2 separate regions of the Homo sapiens genome follow, and region 2 is linked to region 1. Evidence: read pairs that join two places in POLR2A ChIA-PET (ENCODE). Cell type or tissue: MCF 10A. All regions are shown on one strand. Each heading gives the region's core, and the rest is flanking DNA. Links, peaks and the distances in the headings are about the cores only.

Evidence for each region. ChIA-PET counts read pairs that join two places held together with the same protein. Peaks named below come from ENCODE experiments on the same cell type or tissue, not always from the same donor. Only the 100,000 strongest peaks of a DNase experiment are listed, where the experiment ranks them.
Region 2: POLR2A ChIA-PET joins it to region 1 with 5 read pairs; 6 of 35 experiments call an interaction of 5 or more read pairs at or near these places.

The regions. Positions count from the first base shown.
Region 1 is chr9:87,808,721-87,815,820 of GRCh38, reverse strand. It overlaps the pseudogene LOC100420576. Among named protein-coding and RNA genes, the nearest start is that of SPATA31E1, 71 kb to the left of the region's middle. In MCF 10A, for the core only: a CTCF peak has its summit at 2,753; no DNase peak of the experiment used is centred there.
Region 2 is chr9:87,709,564-87,716,663 of GRCh38, reverse strand. No RefSeq gene overlaps it. Among named protein-coding and RNA genes, the nearest start is that of CTSL, 13 kb to the left of the region's middle. RefSeq lists an enhancer at 2,078-3,277. In MCF 10A, for the core only: no CTCF peak of the experiment used is centred there; a DNase peak (open chromatin) is centred at 3,013.

The DNA of each region.
Region 1 (7,100 bases), core at 1,652-4,151:
TCAAACCAGAGATCTTTCAGCTCCTGGTTAAATTTATTTTTAGGCATCTCGTTTTTTTGTAGCTATTTTCTATGGAATCTTTTTCTACATTTTCTTTTCAGATAGTCCATTATTAGTGTATACAAGTGCTGCCGATTTCTGTATTTTGTCTCTGTATCCTGCAACTTTACTGAATTCATTTATCTTAACAGGTTTTTTTGGTAGAATCTTCAGCATTTTCTGCACACATGAGTATAAATCTAGAGAAAAGTAAACTCTCATACATCATTAGTGGAAATATAAATTAATAAAGCCACTATGGAGAACAGTTAGGAGGTTCCCCATAAAACTACAAATAGAGCTACCGTACAAATCAGTGATCCCACTGCTGGGTATATACACAAAAGAAAGGAAATCAGTATATTGAAGAGAAATCTGCACTCCCCAGTTTACTGCAGCACTGTTCACAATAACTAAGATTTGGAGGAAACCTAAGTGTCCATCAATAGATGAAAGGGTAAAGAAAATGTGGTGCATATACACAATGGAGTACTATTCAGCCATAAAAAGGAATGAGATTCTGTCATTTGCAACAATATGGATGGAACTGGAGGTCATTATGTTAAGTGCAACAAGCCAGGCACAGAAAGACAAACGTGGCATTTTCTCACTTATTCATGGGATCTAAAAATCAAAACAATTGAGCTGATGGGCATAGAGAGCAGAAGAATGGTTGCCAGAGGCTAGGAAAGGTAGTGGGAGGGGATTGGCAGGGGTGGGTGGGGATAGTTAATGGGTATAAAAAAATAGTTACAAAGAATTAATAAGACCTACTATTTGATAGCACAGTAGAGTGACTATAGTCAAAAATAAAGTAATTGTACATTGAAAAATAACTTAAGAAGGATAATTGGATTTTTGTAACAGAAAGGATAAATGCTTGAGGGAATGGACACCACATTCTTCATGATCTGATTATTATGCATTGCATGCCTGTATCAAAACATCTCATGTACCCCATAAATATATACACCTATTATGTACCCACAAAAATTAAAAAACTAAAAATAAAAGAAAAATAAAAAGAGATGCATCCTTTGGTCCCTGAAGCACTGAGGTGCTGCCATGAGGTGCAAGGACTCCTTGTGGCAGCCACAGCTGGAGTGAGGTGGATGGAGATGCTGGTGATGGAGAGTGGAGTCCTGGTGAGCTGCAGAGAAGGCCGCTGGCACCAGTGCTGGCGAGATGCCTTATGCTGGGGTCAGGGTGGCCTTAGGCCAGGTTCTGCCTCTGCCCATCCCAGTTGTGTGAGAGGCTGGTGGAGATCAGTCTCCCCACACCCATTTCTCTTCCTGGGCCCATAGGAAGACTACATTTCCCAGCCTCTCTTGCTTTTTGTTGAGGGCCAGGGGTTTTGTCAAATGGAGTGGGGGTAGAATTACACCCAAGGCTCAATCCTTCATCCTCTCTCTTCCCTTCTGAGCCACCTCTGAAGCCATGCATTTAGAGACAGGGTCACGACTCAGCAGGAGCCTGGAGGCCTGAGCCACTTACCCTGTTGCTATCAGCCTGGCATGGGAAGGAGAAACAAATCTTTGCTGTACTAAGCCACTGGGGTTTCTGGCTTATTTATTGCTGCAGCATAATCTATGCTATCCTGACTGGGGTAGATTGAGCTTGGCAACATTTTTAACCTCTCTGAGTCTCCCTTTCTTCATTTGCAAAATGTTAATTGTAATATCTGTTGTTGTACTCAAGGCCAACTTTGCTGTATGTAACAGAAACCCATTCATTTTGGCTGAAGCAGAAAGGGAATTTGTTGGAATATTTCAGGGGACTCTCATGAAATCCAGCACCTACTGCCTTCCTAGCCTCGAGGACACATCCTTCACATCCCAGCATTGTCATCCAGTCCACTGTGTCTCTGTGTCTCACAGCAAGTTCCAGAAGAAAAAAATCTGATTGTCTTAGTTTGTGTCAAGTCAGCTGTAGCCAGAGACCAGGGTCACATAAGACAAATGTGGCCTGGGGTTTTCTTATGAGCAGGGTGCACTTTTCTGTTAGATGGGTATCAGGAGGCAGAGGGATTACTGGTGCCATTTGTAAGGAGTCATCTCTGCCCTGTAAAGAGATCCAAGGGAAAGCCTGCTACTTCTGCCACCATCCAGCCCAGCAGTCGACCCCTTTCAGCCATATTTAAATGTTAGACATTTGAGTTATCCACATGGTCTGAAATTGCAGCTGGAGACCTTTCAGCAAATCTCAAAGTTCTTTCAGGGCACACAACAGCGTGGACACACAGAGCAGCTGAAAGGCCCAGAGGGAGGGAGAGTGGTGTCCACTGCACAGTTATTTCAGCGCCACTGATGCATTGGTGAGCACAAAGCTATTTATTTATGGGCTTGCTCTGCTTGGTAGAGATCCTCACAGGCCTGAGATGAAGTAGTAAGGACGAAAGGAGTCTCTGAACAATAGGACAGTCTGATGGCCGTTCATAGGGCGGCACCTCCACCCGAAGGCTAGGATCTGGGCTGTGACTCTAGAGTACTAGCGGAGGGCACATTCTCTACTAGCAAAACTCTGCTAGGATACTTTCCATGCACCCCGTCAAGTGATCCCAACATACGTTTTTGCATGAAACCTCAGCATTCCTGCATACAGCATGGCAGACACCTTTGGGGCATCTGCTCAGCCCATGATCCCCATCTCATACAAAAGAAAAAGGACGTGACCATCATCGCCAGGAAGGTGCGTCCAGGGGCTGCAGTGCCCCTGCTCGCCATTAGATGATGCTACTAAGCCAGAAACAATCTGTTTTTCTTTAATTTCTGGATTTTTCCTCTATTTCTTAGTATTTGTTTTCTAGAAACAATGGATTGCCACTTTTCTAGTTGGAAATCTTGAGCTGTCTAGTGAAAGAAGACTCTACAGTAGGACAGTGATTCATTCAGGAAATAGTTCAGAGTGATGTACGGAACCACTTCAGTGGGCGGTTGTTCACGGCTGTTGACTTTATCTGTCAGTGGCTTGAACATGTGGAGTCCAGTAAAAACCAGAGTTCCTGGGAAGAGATGTAAAACACAGCCTCGTACTCTCACCCCTCTTCTTGTTTCCACTGCCACCCTCACCCCACATTTTGCAAGGGGGTTATGGTTCCAGCAGAGATTTCTTCATGCCTGATGAGCTGTTAGACTACTCTAGAAAGGAAATCACGAGGATCCTGTGCTCTTGTTCAACACGATGGTAAAGTTGGTTAGTGCAGGGCATGGCTAGGGAGGGACCGTATTCACTATGGGTCCATGAATAGCTTTTTATTTGCTGGCGGTCAAAAGGTTCAACCAATGTTCAGCAGCAATATAGTAACACAGAATAGATGCTATTCTATTTGACCCAAAAAGTTGGCTGAACTCCTTAGGAGTCACGAGCACACTGGCCCTGATATTTCAATGAACTATGAAACAAAGCACTGACCTGCCTCTCTCTCAAATAGAATAGCATCTATTGGGCTATTTGCCCTTCTTTTACACATTGGAAATTGGGGACAAGAGGCTATTTCTTTGTGATCAGCTGGAAGAATGGAAAAGGTAAAGTAAAGCCAAATTTATTTAACCTCTGCTATATGCCGGGTACTGTGCAAGGCACTTTTACACTTGTCTCACACAATTTAAGCCACATCACCCCTATTATTTTAAACTTTCAACTTCAGTTGACATGACCCTTGTTTCTCTCTCCTGTCTAATCTACCATTGTCTTCTACCATTGGTCTGAATTACACAGGTTTTCATGCCAGCTCTTGAATACTCCACACCTGCTAATCTCTCTGCCTAAAACTCTCCTCTCTAAGATGAGCGTGGTGGCTAACGCCTGCAATTCCAGCGCTTTGGGAGGCTGAAGTAGGAGGATCACTTGAGCTCAGGAATTTGAGACCTGCCTGGGCAACATAAATCAAAATACAAAAAATTGAAAAATTAGCTGGGCATGGTGGTGTGCTCCTATAGTCCCAGCTATTCAGGAGGCTGAGGTGGGAGGATTGCTTGAGCCCAGAAGTTCTAGGCTGCAGTGAGCTGTAACCACACCACTGCACTCCATCCTGGGCAACAGAATGAGACTGTCTGATAAAAAAAAAAAAATCTGTTCTCTGGGTCTCTCTGTGTGTCTTCATTCCTTAATGCTAGTCAAGACTGTCATCAAATGTGACCCCCTTCATGGGTCACCAGCCCCTCCAGCCTGCGTAGGTTTTCTTTAGGGCACACACCACAACCTATTTGTGTGTGTGCTGGCCTGTGTGCTGCCTGTTCTCACACTAGAATCTCAGTTCCAAGAAATCAGCCTTGCTGCCAGTATTGCCGCCCCCCTGTAATCCCAGTGCCCTGAACAGTTCCTAGCATATGCTGGAAGCTCAACAAGTATCTGCTGAATAAAAACATGCATGAGTGGGCTAAATCGGATCACTATGGGATACATTAGATTACTATAGAGATGTTGGGGAATTTCTAAGTTTATAGATTATCAAACTTTTTTTGTCTGCCTCTGACTGAGCATGGAAAAAACAAAACAAAACAAAACAAAACAAAACAAAAACAGAAACAAAGCTCAAATGAGACTAGGCTAATACTCGTTGGAAAGTCAGGGAAAACTAATTTGAGTAGAGGGAGAAATGACCCTCATCTCACTTGAAGTTTTGTCACTGGTGTCTAATGAGCCAGGGGCTCCAGCCCCCATCACTAAGGGCTCTCTCAGGACCTTGCACACAGGCGGCTGTACAAAGGACCCAGGGACTTCCCTCCATGGCTGGAGCTGCCTGTGACAGCAGAGTGGCTAGGTGTAGGGATGTGGGTCTTTCAAGACCCCACCCACTTTATCTTCTCGTCTTCACATTGGACAGGCGAGTTGTCCAATACAAAACCCAAAGGAGTATTTTTATGTAAGCTGACACACCCTGCCTTCTGTAAGTCATGGTGTTTTTCGATAAGGATATGCCATGGTTCTCTTATCTTTTTTCCATGTGGTGTTCTCTGCTGCACACAGCCCTGACAGCGCAATTGTGCTAATGGGAAGATGTGCTGACTGGGTGGTGCTTCCCTCTCTGATTTAGAGGAAATACATGGTCTGCTTTGACCCACTGGATGAATCTTCCAATATTGACTGCCTGGCCTCCATTGGAACCATCTTTGCCGTCTACAGAAAGGTGAGTAGACAGGCAAAATGTGAGGAGGGCTGACATTTCATGCGTCCCTCCTGGAGTGGTCTCTGGAAGGTTCCTAGGCTGAGAGTCACGAGTTTGGAGTCCTCATCTCTGTCCCCCTACTAAATAGAAAAGCCACTGCAGGCAAACCACAAACTTCTGTCTTCCTAAGCTCCTCATTAGAAGAACTGAATTGGTGATTCTCCCTGTGACTACTTTCTGTTGTTCCTGGGGCGATACTGTAGAAGGACAGCCGGGATCTTGTTTTGAAATCTGGATGCAACACCAATGTCAAACATAGTATTAGGTTCCAGGGGGCATCCAAAGACCCACTCTGTTTCTTCTTTCTGCACCTCACCTCTTAACGGCATTCATTTTCTTTTGCTGCCAGAACAAATCACCACACACTTAGAGGCAGCAAACAACACTTGTTGATTGCCTCCCACTTCTGTAGGTCAGAAGTCCAGTCGGCTTGGCTGGGTTTTCTGCTTAGGGTCTCCTGAGTACAAAATTGAGATGACAGCCAGTCTGGCTCCTTATCAAGAGGCTCCAGGGGAGAATTTGTCTCCAGGCTCATTTAGGTTGTTGGCGGAATTCAGTTCCTTTCTGTGGTGGGATCAAGGTCCTCGTTTCATTGCTAGCTGATGGCCAGGGTCCTTCTTGGCTGCTGAATGCTGCCCGTGTTCTTTGGCTTGGTAGCCCTTCATTTTCAAAAGCAGCAGTAGTTAGTCAAAATTTTGAATCTCTGACACCACCTCCCCGTCTTGCCTCATCTCCCTTGTCCCTAGCCAAAGGAAGTTCTCTGCTTATAAAAGCCAGTTTTATTAGGTTGGACTAATCTAACCAGGATGACCTAGTGTGATCTTCCTATTTGAAATCCGTACGCTGATTACATCTGAAAACTCCTTGTTGCCATGTAATGCTTGGTATTCACAGACTCTAGGGATTGGGGTATCTTTGGGGCCATTCTTCCTACCCGGAAACCCTAGCAAACAAAGCAATGAAAGAATGAAGCACAAAAGCACGGATTTATTGAAACCAAAGTATGCTCCACGGAGTGGGAGTGGGCTTGAGCAAGCAGCTCAAGAGCGCTGATTGCAGAATTTTCTGGGGTTTAAGTACTCTATAGAGGTTCCTATTGGTTACTTGGTTTACACCCTATGTAAATGAAAAAGTGGCCTGCAACCAGTCTGATTGGTTGTGGAAGGCAACCAATCAGAGGCTGAAGTGAAGTTACAAAGTTACATCCTATGCAAATATCTGATTGGTTTCACTTCAGCCTCTGATTAGTCCCCTCCTGAAACCAATCAGCATGCCTGTGGTCCCAGCTACTCGGGAGGCTGAGGCAGGAGAATCGCTTGAACCTAGGAGGCGGAGGATGCAGTGAGCTGAGATCGTGCCACTGCACCCCAGCCTAGGTGACAGAGGGAGACCCTGTCTCAAAAACAAAAAAAAAAGAAGAAGAATAGCTGGATGCAGTGGCTTGCTCCTGTAATCCCAGCACTTTGGAAGGCCAAGGTGGGCAGATCTCTTGAGTTTGAGACCAGCCTGGGCAATGTGACAATACTACATGTCTACAAAAAATACAAAAACTAGCTGGGCGTGGTAGCATGCAAACGTAGTCCCAGCTACTGGGGAGGCTAAGGTGGGAAGATCGCCTGAATCTGGAGAGGTTGACACTGCAGTGAGCTGTGATCACGCCACTGCACTCCAGCCTGGACAACAGAGCAAGAACTCATTAAAAAAAAAAATCCTACATGCTAGATCAACCTCCTCAAGTTGTTACAAAGCTCACAAATTTAAATAGAATTCATGAACAAAATGTTTTTCAGAGGGAGCTAACCAATCAAGCCACAAATGAGAAATTTTCCTCAAAATATCAATACTCTAAACACTATGGCAAATACTGTTCCTCCTATCAACAAACCAAAATCAC
Region 2 (7,100 bases), core at 1,696-4,195, 99 kb after region 1:
CTCACGTAGGAATTAAAATCTGCTTTTCCAATCCTCCATCTCTGGGACCATTTGAGCGGAGACCGACTGACCCTCATATTTCATGGCGGGTGATGCTCTGGCTGAACTTCGAGACATCCCATTTCCTCCTGACTGTTGGATCCTATGCCCCTATGTTAAGAGCAACCAGAAATACTGTGCTTCCTAAAGTGTGGCCCTCCCGCAGGGACCTTGGGTAAGTTTCAGTGTTCAGGGGATGGAATAAACATTGTCATGAAATATGTCATGAGACGGGGCCTGAGGGCTTTTCCTGAACTTCTATGCATAGCAAAGAGCAAAGGCTCCTGAGCAAACAAAACACAGCAATAAACCTTTAGAGTCATGTTGCCCATGGTGAACTTTTCACAATTCCAGGGAAATGGAGAAAAATGAAGAGCACTGGGTAATTTTTTTCCCCTAAGATTAAGTTATTCCATTGAAAGGAATGTTAATTATTCTAGGACTGTAACCTTCCCACTTTCTCTCTCTCTTTTGTTTCCTTCCTTCCTTGCCTTCCTTGCTGCTTTTTTTTTTTTTTTTTTTTTTTTTTTTTGCTCTGTCTTGCTCTGTTGCCCAGGCTGGAGTGCAGTGGCACAATCTCGGCTCACTCCAGCCTCTGCCTCCCGGGTTCAAGTGATTCTCGTGCCTCAGCCTCCCCGGTAGCTGGGATTACAGGAGCGTGCCACCATGCCTGGCTAATATTTGTATTTTTAGTAGAGACAAGGTTTCGCCATGTTGGCCAGGCTGGTCTTGAACTCCTGGCCTCAAGTGATCTACCCGCCTCGACCTCCCAAAGTAATGGGATTACAGGCGTGAGCCACCGTGCCCCGCCCTTCCTTGCTGCTTTAATTTTTTTCATTTGGAATTTTTTTCTCTATTTATTAATTTCTTTCTTTCCTTCTCTTTCTTTTGGGGCACTATGATTGGTGACAGCATTGGATAGTTATTGTAGTTTCTGTGTTCTTTGCAAAACAAAGTGTCAGAGTGTCAGTCCTCCATGTTCTTTATAAAAGTTTGCTATTTCATAACATTCCCAAAGTGTGGGAACCACTGGCAATAGCAAGGCGTCTCAAGGTTTAAGAGTCAGTTAAAAAAAAAAAAAAAAAAAAAAAAAGGCGGCCAGGCACGGTGGCTCATGCCTGTAATCCCAGCACTTTGGGAGGCCAAAGTGGGCGGATCATGAGGTCAAGAGATCGAGACCATCCTGGCCAACATGGTAAAACCCCGTCTCTACTAAAAATACAAAAATTAGCCAGGTGTGGTGGTGCGTGCCTGTAGTCCCTGCTACTCAGGAGCCTGAGGCAGGAGAATCACTTGAACCTGGGAGGCAGAGGTTGCAGTAAGCCGAGATCGCACCACTGCACACCAGCCTGGCGACAGAGTGACAGAGCAAGACTCCATTTCACAAAAAAAAAAAAAAAAAAGCTACTCTTTATTGAAAATAGCTTTAAGGGGCAGAGAGAAGTTATAAGATTCCTTTTTATTTCTCATTTTCAAATAAAAAATGAAAATAGTAATTCCAAAATGACAAGAGAGAATCTATTCAAGCGTTTAGTGTACTTTTGCCTGGCTTATGGAGGGATAAGATAAAAATGTCACTGGGTGAAAACAATGAGATAAATTCACAGCTGGGAACATTGCACAATATCACCAGTGTTGCATGTTTGCTCAGTAGCTGGCTGTTCTCCATGTCAGCAGGATGTATGTGGCTTGTTTTGACTCCAGGTCCTCCAGGAGTATGTGTCCAACCACCAAGGTGGGCAGCAGAGTTTGGAGGCCAAATCCTTTGGTACCTGGAGCGGGATAGCAATGGAACCACACAGAGAATGGCCCAGAGCACTGGGAAGGGTGCCTTCTCAGCAAAAGGCACCTGCACAGAAATTCAGCCCATAAAGCCAGGCAGAGAAGGACATGAATGACAATTGGATAATGAGTGTTGGCATTAAAAAGCATTTAAAATAAGTCACTAGACAATTAAACTTGCAATGTCAGAAAATCTTACAGCTTATGTATAATCAAATGAAACTAAACTTGATAGAGTGTTCACCAGATTTGACAGTAATCTTTAAAATTTATGACATTGCCTGTAATGGGTTTTGAAGCTCAAAGTTTTCTAAACTGGTAATAAATGTAATTATTGAGTAATTAATCTCTTGTGATGGTGGAAAGAATGAATTTTTTCCGTTCTTGCTAAAAGAGTAAGATTATAAAAGCTGTTATATGTAGCAAAAAATTTGGTAAAAATTATTATAAAGTGTGTTAGCCATTGATTAATAAAATAATGTTTTTCTGGAAGAAAAGAAAACCAGATAGAGTGCAACATAAATGCAAAGTTTTGCTCAGCAATTAATGTTTTCTCTTTTTGGATTTTAATTGTTATGTGCCGACAGCCCAAAAAGCCACATATATCATGTCCAGTCCGAAATACAGAAAAAAATGTGCATAAAGATGTTTAGCCCAGCTTTGTTTTCAACAGGGAATAACGCCTGAGTGTTTCACAGTAGGGAATTGGGATATGACAATATTATTATAGCATTTTGCAGCCGTTAAAAGGAATGTTTCTGAAAAGCTTCTAATAACATTGTAAAAAAGCTGTGTCATAATCTTCCGTTTAAAAAAAGCAGGGTATAAAATTGAACACTTCATATGATTTCAGCTACATTAAAACATGTCTAGAAAATACAACCAAAGGGAATAAAAACTTTCATTGCCTCAAATTACCCCAAAGGGAAAGGGCAGCCCATGGCCAGGAAGGGCCAGCCTCAGAAGGACTGAAGTTGCTGACTTGTGCCTACGGCGGCAGCAGCTGCTGGTTTCTCCTTCCATGTTAATCTGGGTCACAGAATCTCGTGATTTACAGAAGCAGCTCTGGCTCATTCTTGGGTGACTGGCCTGCCTTCTTGGAAGACAGGATGATGCTCATCAACGCTGGCTGTGACGCAACCTGAGGACTCTGCAAACCTCCCGTGGGGTCACACACTGGGGCAGAAGCCCCAGCATCTGAGTGTCCGCTTTGAGGATGGAGCGAGTGGGATGGGTGAGGCAGAGAGGAAGAAACTTCTCCGGATGTCCTGGTTAGTCACCCTGATTGTGGGAAATGCACACTCATGGCTGAATCAGCAAGAATCAAGTCTCTTGGTCAGAAAAAAAAGCCATTATGGCCTAAGAATCTCTCATGACACACACACACACGACACACCACACACACACCACACCCCCCCCACACACACACCACACACACACCACACACCAAACACACACACCACACACCAAACACATACACACCACAAACACCACACACCAAAAACACACACACCGCACATACACACATCACACACACCACACACACCAGATACACACATGCACACACCACACACACCAAACACAACACACACCACACATATACACATACATATGCCACACATATGCGCACACCCCACACACACACCACACACGCACACACCACACACAACCATACCACATGCACACCACACACGCACACACCCTACACACCTCACACACACACCACACACACATCACATAAACACACACCACACACACCCCCACACACACCACATGCACACACACCACACACACAAAGCACACACACATGCACACACATCACACACACACATATATGCACATACCAAAGACACAGACTTACCCCCATATATACATGTGTATACACATGCGCAATACACATATACACATGTGCATATGCACACTAACTCTGCTACACATATGCACATGACACACGCACATACATTAATATACATGTACACAAATGCACACATTTATGCACAAAATACAGATGCATACACCTGCATATCCGTGTACTCTCATGACACACACATGCACACACACATACAGACTGCAGTGTAATATACTTAGTAGAATAGGATGAGGGGCCCTCAGTTGGGGTCAGATGGCCTGATGCTTAGTCTGAATTGTTAATAATTGAACTGTGTAATTTTGCCTGAATCTTTTCATCTCTGCTTCCAGCTGCCAGAGTGCGGTTGACTCAAACCATCTGGAAGTTCTCTTTAGTTGTAAAATTCTGTGATTTCAATGGAAAAGATGGTATCATTCATCCAGAGCTCACCTGAGCTCCTTCTCTCTACCCTGAGGAGAATCCTGGGGGCTGGAGTCACAGCATAGGGTGCTTGGGAGGCCGTCCTCACCCAGCACCAGCCCCAAGAGTGTTGCCACCAGGGATAGCCCAGCGTCCCCGAGGACCTCTGCTGTGGGCATTCCTGTGGCTTCTTCCCCCTCACACCCACACACTTCTTCCCTCCTTTCTGATAAAGAATCAAGAATTTGCCGTGGGAGCAAATAGGCAGGAACCAGCAAGCTTCTGAGGCCCAGCGCTTCCAGGAAGAGATCAGCAGCTGTCTGTCCTGAAGGTATTTCCAGGGTTCCTTTCTGCTCAGCGGAGGTGGAAGGGAGCTCACTGCTCCTTAACTCTCCCTGTCAGAGGTGCCCCTGGTCCACCCTCTCTGGCCATGGCATTCATTTAGGGCAGACAAGCGGTTCCTGTCCTGAGTCAACATCTGGAAGCCACCAGGCCCTGGGCTGGGAGGATTTGGAGCCTGTCATCAGCATGTGACTTTTGGTTGTGATGCTACAGTCTGACCTCACCCTCAGGTTGCCACCCAAAGCCCAGCTATGCTCCAGATCGCTGAAGATTGCCCTTGAGAGCAAATTCCTCAGGCAGCTGTGGAGCTGAGCCCTGAGGACTCAGTGAGCCAGGGCTGGGCCCTCACCCTCACACTATTCCTCATAAACAGTTCAGTTTAAGTTCTCAGGAATGCATAGTCCTGCAAAGACTGTGGCGCTGGGTCTCAAATACGAATTCAAACTAAAAACAAAACCCTCTGCCAATCAAAAGAGGAAAGAAGCCAAACAGAACTCTCACTTCTTCCCCCTCTGAGGACCACTTTAAAGTTTTTTTTTTTTTGAAATAACAAATATTAAATTCTTTAAAAAGCAATCAATCCCTTTTCCTGTTCCCCTTTTCTGGGGGGCTCCGCTTGGCTGAGCTGCTCTAAATACAGTAGGTAGTCTTGTACATTACTCTGCCAGCTTTATTGTTACCTGGACATTTTTAGGTTTCAGCTTTATCTTTTTAGTTTTTTTTTTTTTTTTAAAGAAAACTGTGGTAATATAGAGAAACACAAAATTTACTACTTTACCCAACTTGAACTGCACAGATCAGTGGCATTCAATACATTCATATTGTTGTGCCATCATCACCATGCCCTCCAGAAACTTTCTTCATCTTGCAAAACTGAAATCATCTTTTAATTCATTCATTCGTTTATTTTGAGATGGAGTCTCGCTCAGTCGCCCAGGCTGGAGTGCAATGGAGCAATCTCATTTCACTGCAACCTCTGCCTCCCGGGTTCAAGCAATTCTCCTGCCTCAGTCTCCTGAGTAGCTGGGATTACAGGCGCCCCCTCACCACGCCCAGCTAATTTTTTTGTATTTTTAGTAGAGACAAGGTTTCACCATGTTGGCCAGGCTGGTCTCGAACTCCTGACCTCAAGTGATCTGCCTATCTTGGCTTCCCAAAGTGCTAGGATTACAGGTGTGACCCGCCACGCCCGCCTCCATCTTTTTATTCTTTTTTTTTTTAGACGTAATTTTTGCGCTTGTTGCCCAGGCTGGAGTGCAGTGGTGCGATCTCAGCTCACTGCAACCTCTGCCTCCTGGGTTCAAGTGATTCTCCTGCCTCAGCCTCCTAAGTAGCTGGAATTTCAGGCACACACCACCATGCCTGGCTAATTTTTTTGTATTTTTAGCACAGACAGGGTTTCACCATTTTGCCCAGGCTGGTCTTGAACTCCTGACCTCAGGTGATCTGCCCACCTCCGCCTCCCAAAGTGCTGGGATTACAGGCATGAACCACTGCACCTGGCCCATCTTTTTACTCTTAATGAAAGCTTCCACTTCTAAGCTCAGATCTGCGCACTTCCCTCTTGGTTTTACAGCCCGGCTATTATCTAGCCATTGTTTATGCAAGAACAGCCACGCTGGGCCCCTCACTTTGGAGTGACTTTTCTGTGGTCACTCTATCAGGGCTTAGTAAGACCAGTGTGGACTCTGAACAGCGACAGGGCCAAATATAGTTTTATGATTTTTGTGAATCCTGTAGTTGTCACCCTAACAGCTTTTCTACAAAATAGACCAGCAAAATTTCCACCAAGTTCTGATTCCTTTTAGAAGGTGTAGGGGTTGAGATTTTGGAACCCATTGCAACTCCCACAAATGCCTTCAAGCCCACACCGTACTGGCTTTGGGTCCCTGGGATACTTTTGTCCACACTGGAGACCTCAGGCACCCCAAGGTGGCCCAAGTTTGGACGTGGTACCCAGAGGCTGTTACACTATAGTAAAGAGGTGACGAGGAACATGGCAACTGAGTGCATTTCACAGCAACTCTAAGAGACAGGGTCCCATGATTGGCTTTTCTTTCTGACTCCTAGAATTTGCACCTTTTGATTCTCACTATGGACACAGGAGGTAAGCTATGGTCTTGTTTCCTCCCACCTGCAGGGGAGAGAGCCAGCTGCATACAGTGGGCAGTGGCCAGTTTCAGCCTGACCAGAGCTCCTGGTACAGAAGCTCCTGGTACAGACTCCAAACTGCCCCCTGAAGAGTGCCCCAGGGCATTTCCCAAGATGGGGCAGTGAGTTGAGTGATCCTTAAGCTCTTGACCTTTGGGTTGCAATGATTCCTGACTGTGGTCCCAACATTTCAGGAGCCCGGGGACCCCACAATCATATGAACAGGTGCCTGTCCTAGGACTTGCATAAAACAAAAGCACTGGCTGGGTATTGTGGCTCATGCCTGTAATCCTCTCACTTCAGGAGGCAGAGGTGGGAGGATGACTTGAGGCCAGAAGTTTGAGACCAGCCTGGGCAACATAGTGAGATCATCTCCTTAAAAAAAAAAAAAAAAAATTAGCCAGGCACGGTGGTGTGCCCTTGCAGGCCTAGCTACTCAGGAGGTTGAGTTGGAAGGACTGCTGGAGCTCTGGACTTTGAAGCAACAGTGAGCTATGATCATGCCACCGCACCACAG